Linked DNA regions of Homo sapiens: region 2 is linked to region 1. The links are chromatin contacts, found by Hi-C or POLR2A ChIA-PET in ENCODE. All regions are on one chromosome and are shown on one strand. The core of a region is the stretch at or near the end of the contact, and the rest is flanking DNA. Distances in the headings are between cores, read along the strand shown. Region 1 has its middle 54 kb from the start of CHAER1. Region 2 holds the start of HOPX (HOP homeobox).

What was found. A loop is a pair of places that touch in the nucleus more often than their neighbours do. ChIA-PET counts read pairs that join two places held with the same protein, here RNA polymerase II (POLR2A). Pooled maps may share reads with other maps.
Region 2: a map of PC-9 shows a loop between it and region 1 (4-fold over the local background). The contact joins the promoter of HOPX here to the enhancer-like site in region 1. A Hi-C loop is called at or near these places in 6 of 168 maps with a recorded cell type or tissue (CD4-positive, alpha-beta T cell, PC-3, PC-9 and 2 more), 1 of 37 single-sample maps with no recorded cell type and 14 of 50 pooled maps. POLR2A ChIA-PET finds 5 or more read pairs at or near these places in 6 of 52 experiments (CD4-positive, alpha-beta T cell, MCF 10A, OCI-LY7 and 3 more).

What each region holds. Positions count from the first base shown.
Region 1 is chr4:56,756,366-56,759,544 of GRCh38, reverse strand. No RefSeq gene overlaps it. Among named protein-coding and RNA genes, the nearest start is that of CHAER1, 54 kb to the right of the region's middle. RefSeq lists enhancers at 1-22, 994-1,163, 1,294-1,353, 1,684-1,753. Within about 2 kb of position 1,929, at least 26 of the 41 ENCODE cell types and tissues checked have a DNase peak (open chromatin) inside an H3K27ac peak, as active enhancers do; they include CD4-positive, alpha-beta T cell, OCI-LY7, PC-3 and 1 more, where a contact is called at or near this core.
Region 2 is chr4:56,679,720-56,682,898 of GRCh38, reverse strand. HOPX (HOP homeobox) reads left to right here and starts at 1,603. Exons shown (of 4, transcript NM_032495.6): 1 at 1,603-1,644. RefSeq lists a silencer at 1,556-1,605.

The sequences.
Region 1 (3,179 bases), core at 680-3,179:
AGCTTTCTGGGAAGTGGGTGGGCAATTTCCGTAACTGAGGGTTCCTCCCCTTTTTAGACCATATAGGGTACTTGCTGACATTGCCATGGCATTTGTAAACTGTCAGTGCGCTGGTGGCAGTGTCTTTTAGCATACTAATGCATTATAATTAGCAATATAATGAGCAGTGAGGATGACCAGAGGTCACTTTCATTGCCATCGTGGATTTGGTGGGTTTTTGCTGGCTTCTTTACCACAACCTGCTTTATCAGCAAGGTCTTTGTGACCTGTATCTTGTGCCGATCTCCTATGTCATCCTGTGACTTGAGTGCCTAACCTTCTGGGAATGCAGCCCAGTAGGTCGCAGCCTTATTTTACCCAGTCTCTATTCAAAATGGAGTTGTTCTGGTTCAAATGACTCTGACACTAGCACTATAGGAAGCTGAGGCGGGAGGATCGCTTGAGCTCAGGAGTTCAAGACCAGACTGGGCAACATAGCGAGACCTTGTCAGTACAAAATACAAACAAAATTAGCCGGGAGTGGTGGCATCTGCTTGTAGTCCCAGCTACTTAGAATGCTGAGATGGGAGAATTGCTTCAGCCCAGCAAGTCAAGGCTGCAGTGTGCTATGATCGTGCCACTGCACTCCAGCCTGGGTGACAGAGTGAGACCCTGTCTCAAAACAAAAAATAAAGCAATTGCAAATATTTGAAACCCCCAAAAAGAATGGGGAAGGGGTGAATCCTATCTTTACTTAATATTTTGGTTATTGTTCATGATCAGTTCTTTTGCATTAATTTTGATTTGCTAAAATACTGCATTAAAATACCATTTATCCTAATTACCGAGAGTCTAGGCATCCCCTTCCTTACCTCACCCTAGTCCCAGCCCTTCAAGTGCCTCAATTTATAAGACTTTCTGGTAAGAGCCCTTTAGTGAGCTCACCTGTTGCGTTCTGAATAGGGATCAGTTTTTTAATGTTTTCATATACGTTTTCAGGAACACAGCTAGTATATAACAAAAGGAAGGACTCTCCTGTATATTTTTTCTTGGTGTTTTAAAGCCCATGCATACGAACAAATGTCTCCAATGACACAGAATCTCCAACTCCAGTTGCAAATCCTCTCTCACCCAACAGGCACTCTTTATTCGGAAGAGAACTTCCTTTAACCCTGAGTAGGAACTAAAATTCAAGTCATGTAAAAACAACACTTTTCAAAAGTGCCAGTATTTTGCTTTCTTCCTGTCCTCTGGTATGTGTTCTAAGTGCTTTTTTTAACAAACTAGTCTGACAGAAACCGCAACTGCAGGAAGCTGGAGCCCAAAATAAATAACTATATTTAAAAAAAAACACTTAGGTTCAGCTCTTAAAGAGCTAAACAGGCTCATAGCAAGTAAAACCCAGTCCTCTGCAGTAAAACCACCTCCCTCCCTACCTTATTGCTGAAAGTCAAGCTCCTGCCCTCCTACCCTAGACTTTCCATCCTAAGAGTCCCAGTCCCTCCTACTTTGAAGCCAAACGCATGGCTCCAGAGATGCCTGGCTTCACTCTGCCTCCTTCCTCCTGGAGGGCCGGAGCAGGGGCTTCACACTCACAGGGTGACAGAGCAGCACAGGACAGAATGACTCAGGTGGCAGGAACGCTCTGGTTGCTTGATGAGCAAAGCGTGTGGGGGAGGAGCAAATGGCTTCGACCAAGCAGCAGATGAGCAAGGCAGTCTAAGAGGAGAAAAGGGAATCACATAATTTGTATTTGTACTTTCTTTAAAAAAAAAAAAGACCAAAAACCAAAGAAACAAAGCTCAGATTCTACTTAGCGATCTCAAGACTTGCCCACAGATACTCAACTAAGTGTTTAACAATGTCTACACCCTGTCCAGGCCAGCCTGTGTCTCTTCTCCAGCCCGTAGCTGTCAGGTTGTTTTATACGCTGGTGCCACCTGTGGGGCGTGGTACAGGGGGGCCTGCTGGATTACATCTTAGTGTGTATTTACTACACATGCTGCCTGAACTGCCTGCATTCTGGCTGTGGCCTGGTGTATATCCCAGGCCTTGGGTCATTTCCATCCTACGTCTCCCAGAGCCCATAGATACCCGGGGTGGCCTTTAAAACTGGTGTCAGGCTGGGCCTGGAAAGTACCACCCAGATCCAGAACCAGCCTGCAGAATCCAGCTGCCTGGGGTTTGGGAGGGAAGGCCTTGACAGGCACTAAGCTGGCTGTTCCCTGTGAGTCAGAGCACACTGCACTGGGAGTTACATCCCTTGGGATGGGTTGAACAGTCACAACCAGAGGATACAGAGAGTCTCTTCCTTACCTCCTTCAAGCCAACCACGGGCTTTGTGTATTAGTTTTTTCATGTACAAAGCTGTCAAATAGTAAGGTCGAAGGGTATTCCTTGTCCCCTCTTGCTAATAATGCAGGATTCTAGCCCTCTCTGCTTCTCATCTTAGATATTTCTGAATGCTCACAGGAGTTTATCTTGCATCCTTATGATTAAGTCAGTTCAATTTCAATGTTATGTCCTGGACTCTGCTGCCAGTGTCTGGCACTGCTACCCTGTGCTGCTAAAGTGCAGGGCAAAGTAGGGAGACAGCATCATGGCCCCCTTTTTATAGGTTTCACTCTGTTGTTAGGATATAGGAGTGGTACAGTAGGCCAAAAAGTGACCCCCCAAAAGATATCCACATCAAACCCCTAAATCTGTGAATGTTCCCTTGCTGGGGAGAAAAGGTCTTTGCCGATGTGATGAAATTAAGGATCTTGACAGGAGGTGCTTATTCGGCATTATCCAGGTGGACCCCAAATGCAATCACATGTATCGTTATAAGATAGACACACGGAGGGGTTGGACGTGGTGGCTCACGCCTGTAATCCCAGTACTTTGGGAGGCTGAGGTGGGCAGATCACCTGAGGTCGGGAATTCAAGACCAGCCTGACCAACATGGAAAAACACCGTCTCTACTAAAAATACAAAATTAGCTGGGCGTGGTAGCGGGGTGCCTGTAATCCCAGCTACTCTGGAGGCTGAAGCAGAAGAATCGCTTTAACCCAGTGGGCAGAGATTGCGGTGAGCTGAGATGGTGCCATTGCACTCCAGCCTGGGCAACAAGAGCGAAACTCTGTCTCAAAAAAAAAAAAAAAAAGATAGACATACAGACAAGACACAGACATACTACAGAAGACATACAGAGGAGAAGT
Region 2 (3,179 bases), core at 354-2,853, 76 kb after region 1:
AATCACCTCAGCCCGGGAGGTCAAGGCTGCAGTGAGCCAAGATCGTGTCACTGCACTCCAGCCTGAGTGAAAAACAAAAAACAATACAACCTCATAGGGTTATTGTATTACATATTAAATAAGCAGACAAACTCTCTGTACAGTCCTTACATGGAGCCTGACACACAGTCAGTCTTACTAGATTATGGATCATCACCATTGTCATCATCATAATAATTTGTGCTGTCATAGTAATAATTTGTGCAACAACAATAATAATAATAATGCTGTGGGTATCAAATGATAAACAAGACATAGACCCTGCCCATTCAAAAAATCGTGGCAGCAAGAATCCAGATTTGGCCATAGAATGGTCAGAAGTTAGGCATTGAATTAGGCAGGAAACAAAAGAATTCCTCTGGTAACCAAGGTTGGGTTAACCTGGGCCCCCTGTCTCTACTCTTTCCCACACATGTTTTATAACCGTCACCCCCTTTTCCAAGAGGGAAAGAGGTATTCTGAATGAGCGCTGCTCTTCTTTCACATATGGCTACTGTTCCCAAGAGACTCAAGTGGGCTTTCTCTTTCTCTGCTGAAGTGAATAATATAGGGTGTGGCTCTCTGGATGGCACTTACCGGTTTGTGCTACAAACCAGCAAATACACACAGATAATCCCACAGATGATCTCACCAGACCTTGTCTCCCTTCCCTCATTCCCTCAAAATCATACCCACCTAATAATGTTTAGTGCACTGCAATTGAGTATTAGCTCCCGTATCTAGCTAATAAAATACGTAAACATCCAACAGCCGGGTCCTCACACCCACACACATACCCTCGCCTTTAGAAACATTTCCACGGATTGTCACACGAGCCCCTAAACTCTCTGTCACACTCTGCATGCATCTTCCCACAGACTTGCTCACACACTGGCTTTTTATTCGCAAGCCCATGGGGAATCTTTCACCTCTTAGACAGGAATTTCATTAACGAAGGGGAGGGGATGGTAAGAGGAAAGTACAGATGCAGGGGAAATAAATGAGAATCGTTTTTGAGGGAGACCTAAAACTGTATCATCCTAGCCCGAATCTCTCCCTTTTAACTGTTCTTTATGTGTACATTCTGTGCCCAAAAGAAAACAACCTTTCATTAATTGGGCAATTGTCCAGGCTCTTAGCTTGGCATCCAGCTCTCAGAGCTGTGAAATCAACCGCACCAGATCTACGCTTTGAAATGAGGCAACATCTAACTGGAAACTCGCTCAAAGTAAGGAAGTGGATGAGAAGACTCAGGGTCCCTTTTCTCTTCCCCGTCTTCTCTCAGCCACATCTCTCTTATCCTATCTTGGTGAAGAAGCTTGCTTGGCTAGGAGAGAGGTCAGGGACGAGAAGATAGTGACGAGAAAGTTCCATGAGACTCTCAGAAGTCCCAGCCTGAACATCAAACCTGAATAACCAGGAGAGACGTAACCTCGGCATACTTTCAGTGGTTTACCTCCTGCCCACGCTGCAGGTTTTTCAGGTCCTTGCTCGAGTGTGTGCTCATAGGCGTAAATAAACGTGCTATCAGCAGCCTGCGTCAGCCAGCCCAGCTATTTAAGCAGGCTGGCATCAGCAAACACAGCTTCCAAACCCAGGGCTTGCGCTTGCCTTTGCCTCTTCCACGTAAGTACCTTTCAAAGGTCTGCCTTTTATGCAGAGGAATGAGTTTGTGCAGGAACTAGACCAAAATGCTATCGTTACCGTATTTGCTCATCTGTTGGAAAACGGTAGAGGTGAAAGGGAGAATAGGAATGACAAGCTTACCCCCAAGCAGAAGCTAGGAAATGCTGCTGGGTGTAAGACATCAGTCCCTTACAAACAAAACTGCATGGGGTCGAGGGGAATTTGGAGGAAGGGGAGTTGGTGTTGGTCTTTTGGCCAAGCAGGTGAGATGTTTTTCTTACTCGCTTCTATTTTGGAAAGATAACTTTGAAACCAGCATTTGTCAGATGCCTATGATTTTCTCATTTAGAAGCAGATTATTGTTATTCTACATCCCAGACTTTTATCTAAAATCAGACATAATATCGTTTTAAAATATGTTTTGTGTTTGACAAGGGGAAGTGAGGGAGCTGTCTCTGGATGGAGAAGTGGCTTGATTTTGAATTTGCAGTTTATTGTTACTTCTGGTTCTCATAATACTTATTTATAACAACAAAAACAGTGATTTTTTTTTTTTGAGATGAAAAGGAATCCCAGGCTCTGGGGTTTAGAGAAAGTATAGGTTTGTGATATGTGAGTGGCATCCAAGTATTCAGGGTAAACTGTTAAGTAAAGTGGAATAAGAATCATTGAATAAAAAGGTACAATCTATCACATAGTTCAGATAAGAAGCTCTTAAAGAGAAAAGGAATGCAAACAGTTCCCATGAAGTGGCACTGCTACTGGACAGGGCCCTGTAGTGTGTTTAGTTAAGTAAGGTTAAGTATAACCAGGGCAGGCAGAGAACAAAACGAAGGTGCTGGGGAGGTGGGAAGGGAGGAGAAGGGAGGAGCAGATAGTAAAGGATTTATAATTAAACAACAGATTCATGAAAAGCAGATAGGAATAGAGCAGGGCATTAATTCCATAGTCTATCCCTTTGTATCAAGAATCTGGTGAAAGCCAAGGACCTTTCTCAGGTATTCATTCCTCGCTTCCTGAGCCTCCCCTTCCACCCCACACCCCAACCCACACCTTGACTCTCACTTTCTGGACTCCTAGAAGTCCACGGACCTAAATGAAGCTCATATGCTTATTATTATTTTTTTTTAACTGGGCTGAAGCTGCCGACTGAGGAACCTCTCCAGAAGTGGTGGCGAGTTAAAAACCTTCAACGTGGCAGGCACTTCTTAGCCACCAAACTGAAGCTTGGTTTTAAGTTCATGAAGGTCTTATGTCAATCAAGCAAATAATGATTAAGGGCTATATCTGAGAAAAGATAAGTTGAAGGCCAAGAGGAAGAGAAAAGAAAAAATGGATCTTGTTCTCAAAGAGCTTGAAATCTAAAGTCCAGGGAGATAATTAGATGTTATGTCCATGCACAAAATAGGATGTGTTGAGTGATTACATTTGTATAAAATGATAGAAAATGCAAACTAATCTATAGCAAAAAGAAAGTGGCTGGGTGCGGTGGCCCACGCCTGTAATCCCAGCACTTTGGGAGGCCGAGGTGAGCG